Regions from separate parts of the Homo sapiens genome. Here all the other regions are linked to region 2. A link is a loop called in an ENCODE intact Hi-C map of the cell type or tissue named here. Cell type or tissue: Calu3. All regions are shown on one strand.

Region 1 (2,500 bases), 78 kb before region 2:
TAACAAAAACCAAACCCAGAATTCATCTGTAAAATAAATACTTTGGACATATTTTGTGGTTGGATTAACTGTTCGTGATTTTAACTTCCTTATAGGTCATAAGTTAATAGGGCGGTATTTGGAGAGTAGCGGGGCTTTTCCTCTTCTCCTTAGATTCTCCTTTGTTCTTTCCCTCTACCATCCCCCCATTTCCTGTTTCCCTCCTCCCCTGTAAGCCCTGTTGTTGTCTTTTTGGAGATAAAACATAAAAGGATCAGCTTTTAGTCATGCTCCTTCAACTTATAAAATGTAGGTTGCCTAAATTATGTAGTACAGAGTGAGGATAAAGAAAATCACAGTATTGTAACACATTGCCTGTAACTGCTTTGCAAAAGCAAACGTCTCCCACGAAATCTTAGAAAGGTGTGTTTGAGGGTGTAATCTTGGCTTGTGGTGCAAGGGAGCCCAACTTGTTTTTCAAGTTGGTCTTGAATAAGTTTGTTCTTTCTGGAATGCTCGCCATCCTCAGTATGACAGAGTTCGCTTGATGACAAACTCTTTTACTCTCCTATACATACCATGGCCACTGAACTGGTTTGTTTATTTGCCTGGGGTAAATGATTGAAACACATTCCCCTTTGCAGTGGTGCTCAGCATTTGATAGATGATTCTTATTCCCCAGGCTCCTTCATGGTGATGCCAAGCCCAAGTCTAGCCTTCCAGTGGCCCCTGAGGCCACACTGTCCCCTCCGCAACAAACACTGAGAAAGACACACACTCTCTTGGGTGTGCACGTAGTTTATTGAGCTCGTGGGCTCTCCGTAATGCTGCCCCACTATGCGCATAGTAGGAGAATCCGATATTGGCAGAATAACTGGGTCTATGTACATAAAGTAGAATGATCGAGGCTCGATTTCAATTTAATTTGTTAATGAAACAAGATGGATCACATTTTCCCTTCCCGCACACCTCTCGGGCTGTTTGAGATGAGGCACAATTAATTTATTTGTACTGTCTGTGGAGGCGTATGCCAGCTAATGTAGTGCAAGAGCTTTTATCTTTATGTTTGTAATGAAGAGGGGCAGGCCGCTGGCAAATTGACAAGGAGTGCTGATGACTCATCCTCTGAATGCGAGTGCTTTCTTCTGAAATCATAAAATGCGCGTGCACACGCAAGCCTAGTTCCTGTTTGAAATGGACAGAACCCCTTTGGGAAAGTTCAGGTGCCTTTGAAACACTGCAGGGGAAAGAACAGGCCAGTGAGGCTGTTTCTCCGGCTCCCTGGCCTGTCTTGAGGGCAGAACCTCCTGCTCAGTGGGGGCCCTACTCTGGGATGGGAATTCCCATCCTCTCCCTGCCCTCTCCTCCTCGCCCCTCCTTTCCTTGGAAGGCTGGCTCCTTTGTACTGGTCTTTTGTGCTCCAGTAGGCAGCCTTCCCCACCTGCCAGGCCAGGTGCCTGGTTCACCTGGCGAGGCCTGTGCTTCCGGGGCTGCTCCCTAACCTTGATCCTGGGCAGTGCCCTGGGGCTTTGCTTTATGAGGCTGTGGATTCTGGGGCCTGGTTGATTTTAGCCTGGGAGTACACATGGGATTCCTCTGGCCTTTGCTTGAGTTCCCCAGGCCTGGGCTTGGTGGTGGCTGTGTTGTCACTCTGTTGATATGCCTCAGAAGAAATAGTTTACACAGTAACTAAAGTTGGTTTGGCCCTTTACAGTGTGTAAGGCTTTCTGGCATTAAAACAACTCTGAATTGGATATATTGTTACCCCACTTTATGGATGAGGAAATCGAGGTGCACAGAGGTTAAATGGAATGTCCATGATCAAGCAGCTAGCCGGTGGAAAGGTAGTGGGGACAAAACCTTGGACTTTAGAGTCTAAAACCTGACCTTACAATTTCTTTATAACATTCATTCATTAAGGACAAAATGAAACTTTTTCTGCATAAGAAATATATAAATTCTCTTCAAGAGTCATGTGAGAGTTTGACAGCGGACTAGAGTGACTATGGTTAACAACAACGTATTGTGTATTTCAAAGTAACTAAAAGAAAGGACTTGAATTGTTCCCAACACATAATAATGATAAATGCTCAGTGTGATGGATACCTTAAATTCCCTGACTTGATCATTACATATTCCATGCATGTAACAAAATATCACATGCACCTCATAAATACGTAAAGTATTACGTATCAGTTAAAAAAAAAATTAAAAAATATGTGAGTGAATATACAGATTTCTGTAGTTCAGTAGAATAACAGGAAATTCACAGGATGCTTTCTGGAGACTTAAAAGCAAAATGTTTGCAGTGGTCTGAGAAAGAAACCCTGAAGATTGTGGTCTAAGAAGTTTTCCTTCCTGTGTCAGATGCCTGGTCGAGCTGGTTGTACAGGAAGGCTAAGTGCATATGTCCCAGTCAGTCCTGTCACCCGGGTGTAAGCAACACAAATCACTGTGCATGGTTTTATTGAATTTCAGAGCCAGAAGGAACCATGGAGATTTTACAAATGAGGAAACTATG
Region 2 (2,500 bases):
GATGATGAAGGTGGGTTGCCCACAGGCTGTATTGATTGGTGATTCTTAAGAGTGTAAAAAAAGGAAATCACTTGATTTTGTTGTGGGGAGGCAGAATGTATCACACAATAGCTTGGTTGAGTTTGGCTTAATGTAGATATGTTTAATATAATTAGACTGAGGGCTGAAATGGGCACCTTCAGGTCACTGTGGAATGAGACAGAGCCCTCACTAGATTTTTGAGTCACTTGAGGTGGTTATGCCAAGCCCTGTTCACATTTCACACTTGAGTTTAAGTATTTGTGAAGGGAATATAGATCTTTGGTTTGAACTAGATATAGCTCAAAGGTTACCCATTCAGAACAGAGCATTTCAGCCTCAGGGCACCTACTTAGCCTCTAAGATGAGACCACATCTGAACCAGCCAAGTCAGCCTGGGATGAGGTTGGAGGAGAAAAATTCATGTGATAAGTCAGATTACAATTAACTTTTTTGTTATTACTTTTTGAGTGACCACAATGTGTGTGGGACTTCGAAATATGGAATAATGATGGGTTTTATTATTTCTTTTTGAGAAAAATCCAGTCACTTTTTTTTTAACCCGAGGAAGTTGAATCCTGAAGAAGGGGAGATTTATCTCTGCCCTTTGAACTTAAAGCCCATAAAGTAAAATATATAGTTTAAAACAATTACATGTTCCCCCCATCTCACCGCCGCCCGACCCTTCACAGATAGTGTTTGACAAAACACTATTTAGGAAAGTGCCTGACTGGTGGTGGAGGGGCCTTGCTTCCTGTGAATCTGCATTCCCTGTGCCACTTGCTTCCTTCCCTGAGAGGTTCTGGTGGCCAGGTGTTATGAATCCAGGTCAAGATGAAGAAAACACACTTTTGTCATTTCTTCAGGCATGTGGCCGACCCGACCGGGTCTCAGGTATTCCAGATATGAGCGATGTGCCGATTGCGCAAGGCTGGAAGCATTGCTCACTCGGAGATACCGAGGCCTGCTTGCCCCGAGCCCTTTGTTCTCCTGGTTGAAAGCAGTTAATTAGCAACTGTCTCCATAGCAACACCCTCATAGTCCAAAAACATTGTCTAGTTTTTCAGTTTAGCTTATCACACTGTTTACCTGAAGGGCTTTTCACTGCTCTGAGTCTCATTTGAGTTGGCGGCATGCCTGTTGGGGAAGTGAATTGTCAAGATAGAAAAAAACACCATGGTAGCAAGAAGCCGAGGAGACTTCTCTCTACCCAGCCCAACCCGGGCCCTGGATTCTGGGAAAACAGAAGTTGCGCCTGCCTAACATTTTCACCTGTATTTTTTTTTTTTGTTTTGCCATAAAACTGCTGTTCTCTCCACCAAGCCCTGAATTGTGAGGATTTTTCCCCCCTTTCCCCGAGAGGCTTTCTAAGCTCTTTAATATTCCCTGTTTATAGTACATTTCCATGATTAGTCATCTTGAAACCCCGAGTGTTCTCAGCCCCTGTACATTCGAGGAAATTTTGCTTCCCTGAGGGTCTTGGCATTTGCAAAGGCCCTTGGATGAAGGATTATGAGTCTGAATGTGAATTAGTCAGAGCAGCTTTGTTTTTAGGCATAATGAGGAAAGGCTTCTCTTTCTTGGTTTAAGTTCATTGTTTGTGGGAAGAAGGCAACTTCAGGTGGCTTGTTGGTAAAATAGGAAAGGAAACTGTAGCTTTTTTATAAGCCATGCAATGAAGATAATTTTCATAGCTTTCATGGACTGAGTGCAGTCTGTGTGGCCCTCCATGCCAGCTGTGTGGCCCTCTGTGCCTGCTGTGTGGCTCATGGCGCCAGCTGTGTGGCTCTCCGTGCTGGGACGCTTAGGAGCTTTTTATCTCACATCTGCAATGGGAAGACAGGAGGCAGATGGGAAAGAAGACTGCATTTCCTGAATGCCTACCACATTTCAGTTGCTGAGCCAGACTTTCACAAAATGAGGTCTCCTGTATCCTTCACAGCAAACCTGCTAACGAGGCCCTATTAAGTATTTTAAAGATGGGAAACTGGGGTTCCAAGGAGTCGTTGCCTGCCCAAGGTTGTGGAATTCTAATCTAGACCTGTTGGTTTATAGGACGCCAACACTTGTCCTGAAGCAGCGTTGTGGATTTGGTGGTGGAGTTAGGCGGTACGTATCACAGATTGCAGGGCTCTGGGAGACTTTTGCTAAGGAGGTTAGTTAGAATTTGGTGGTGTACATGTGTAATTAGATGCCTAAGTATGTCTCAGGAAATCATGAAGCTTAGGTCCAGTGATAAAATAGTAGAATTTAATTTTGAGGCACGTGTGCCAGAGCTTATTTACCCAAACAAATGTAATTCTCTTTGAAGTATTAACTTGGAAAGACTGTGCTTTGTGATATTTCCATTCTTCAGACCTTTTTAAGGAAACTTTATGGGAGCAAGTGCTTTCCCAGCTTGCAAAATACGGCTTTGAATGCATTCAGCAGACCATTCTTGAGCATTGAACTCCCCTTAATATGGGCAGAGAAGTATGGCTTT
Region 3 (2,500 bases), 200 kb before region 2:
ACACACAGACACATACCCCTTAGAATATCTATCTATAAATCAGAATATGATACTTAATAGTGCTCCAATAACGTTACTTGTCTCTAAGTTCCACCCAAGAGATGACAGAATCAGAAGGTTCTGATATTTCTTGGAGATCTTTAGCCAGCCCTCTGAACCCTAACAGTTCAGAAGTAATTACGGCCCGAGTTACAGATCAAGCCAGCAGACACTACTTTCTTCTCTGAGTAATAAGACAAAACACAGGAAGCTGCGGCTTGGCAGTGATTCTTTGATAAAAGGAAAGCTTGTAGAACAAACCATAGGGAGGGAGAGGGATAGGAAGGAAGGAAGGAAGACACAAGTAGAATTGTGAATAATTAGGTTTCTCCCTTCTGCTTTGACTCCAGGTTTTTTCTTCAGTTCTATGATTGGTCATGTCTATAGGTAACAAATAATTACTGTGTTCAGTGCAGGATAGCCTGGTGGAAGGCAAACAGCCCTTGAAGCTCTCAGATCTAGGCTTCAATGCCAACTTTTCTATTGCATGGCTGAGTGATCCTCAGCAGGAGACACAGGATCTCCGTATTGCAGTCTCCTCATCTCCAAGATGAGGATAATAAAAGAATCTAGCTTACAGGGGCATCCTGGGGATTAAACAGCACAGGCTTCCATTGAAATGTATTAGAAACTGGGTAGTCAAAAACTGGAGTATTCAAGTGTGTGACCAAGAATAGACACAGGCTGCACAGAGCTCAGGGCCCAGTCCAGATTGGACGAGAAAGTTCCCTAGGCCAAGCTGGCTAAGCACCGCAGGTACCATTATAACGCCAGCCCTGAGGGATGTGAGCCAACTACTTAAGAATTAGAGAGGCCATAAAAGGCTTCGGCCTCCTCCACCCAATTCCTCAGCCACTTTCCTCCCAGAGGACCTAAGCTCTGTCCCCTACCACTGTTTGTCCTCTTGGTACTGGAATCCCCAGAGCAGAATGTGAGTGTGTCCTCCACCTGGGGAAGGATTGCGTCACAAGCTGGGTGCCTCCTGTGAAGTGTTTGCCCTGCTTGGGCTTAGTAAATACAAATGGCGGCCACCATCTGCTCTTGACCCTTCTGCTCCACGAGCGCGGAGGCTCCCTGGCCCAGTTGGTACTGGGTGCTTCTCCGCAGCGGCCGCCAGGGGGAGCCTGGGCCGAGAGCTCTGGGAAATCGAACAACTCGTTGAGGTCTTAGTTATGGTAGAAAACCTTGAAGTGGTGTTAGGTCAGCACCTGCGAGGGTCTCATTCTAAATACACCAGTATTTGGAGGATGTTTGAGAAAGGGAAATTGTCCAACAGTTAAGTAAAAAGAGCTGGAAACAAATTATCTCCATACTCTCCCTTCACTGGCTGAGAGACTAGTCTGGGTCTTCCCTGACTGCCCAATTTACATTCAGATGCTATGCAGTGGAGCCAGGTGCCGTGGGTCATGCTTGTAATCCCAGCACCTTAGGAGGCTGACGCAGGAGGATGACTTGAGCCCAGGAGTTTAAGGCTGCAGTGAGCCGTGATCACACCACTGTACTTCATCCAGCCTGGACAACAGTGTAAGACCCTATCTTAAAAAAAAAAAAAAAAAAAAAAAAAAAAAAAAACTGTGTAGTGGAAAGAACAAGAATCAGAAGTCATGGGTGGATCCAAGACTGTTCTGGACCCTCCCTAGTTATGAGAACTTGGACATGTCTCTATTTCCCTGAGCCTTTGTTTTTTAATAATGTCTGTTACCATTCATCAGTTATTTTCCATATGCCATGCTGCCAAAAATTATCTCATTCAATCCTTGCCATAATTACATGAACAAAGTGTTTGCTATGTACAGTTTATAGATTAAGAACTGAGGCATAAAAAGTAGCTTACCCGAGGTTTTTAATCTACTAGTTGTTCAGATCTTTCTGACTTCAAAGAGTATGCTGAAGCCCTCTTCTATTTCCACTATACTCTCATTTTCAAATGAGCAATAGTAATAATAATAATATTGCCTTTATAACAGATTTTTACTTGCAAACTTGAAAGTTATTCAAATGATTATATTCTAAGTTTCTTGTTGTATGTTTTGGGATCTGCAATGAGCTGAATGACATATGAATGTCTCAAAATTCATATGTTAAAATCTCAATCCCCAATATAATGGTATTAGGAAATGGGACCTTTGGGAGGTGATTCAGTCATGAGAGTGGAGCCCTCATGGATGGGATTAGTGCCCTTATAAAAGGGACCTCAGAGTGCTCTCTAGGGCACCCCCCACCGCTTTTTTTTTTCCACCATGTGAAGACACAATGAGAAGACAGCAGTCTGCAACACAGAAGAGGGCCCTCATCAGAACCTGACCATGTAGGCACCTTGATTTCAGACTTCCAGCCTCCAGAACTGTGAGAAATAAATGTCCATCATTTATAAGCCACCGAGTCTGTTACTTTATTGTAGGAGCCGAAACTGATTAACACAAGGTCTAAAGGTCACTTTGCAAAGGGCTATGACATGGTA

What was found. Hi-C counts contacts between places; a loop is a spot of excess contacts. Peaks named below come from ENCODE experiments on the same cell type or tissue, not always from the same donor. Only the 100,000 strongest peaks of a DNase experiment are listed, where the experiment ranks them.
Region 1: it touches region 2 in a loop (5-fold over the local background); 7 of 110 quality-filtered maps call a loop at or near these places.
Region 3: it touches region 2 in a loop (2.3-fold over the local background); 9 of 110 quality-filtered maps call a loop at or near these places.

Annotation. Positions count from the first base shown.
Region 1 is chr11:12,723,436-12,725,935 of GRCh38, forward strand. The region is part of intron 2 of TEAD1 (TEA domain transcription factor 1); the gene reads left to right. Among named protein-coding and RNA genes, the nearest start is that of TEAD1, 50 kb to the left of the region's middle. RefSeq lists a silencer at 2,227-2,500. In Calu3, no CTCF peak of the experiment used is centred here; DNase peaks (open chromatin) are centred at 506, 1,106, 1,416 and 2,386.
Region 2 is chr11:12,801,808-12,804,307 of GRCh38, forward strand. All of the region lies in intron 3 of TEAD1 (TEA domain transcription factor 1), which reads left to right. Among named protein-coding and RNA genes, the nearest start is that of TEAD1-AS1, 120 kb to the right of the region's middle. In Calu3, no CTCF peak of the experiment used is centred here; a DNase peak (open chromatin) is centred at 964.
Region 3 is chr11:12,598,532-12,601,031 of GRCh38, forward strand. No RefSeq gene overlaps it. Among named protein-coding and RNA genes, the nearest start is that of TEAD1, 75 kb to the right of the region's middle. RefSeq lists an enhancer at 991-1,285. In Calu3, a CTCF peak has its summit at 1,156 (motif pointing right); a DNase peak (open chromatin) is centred at 1,150.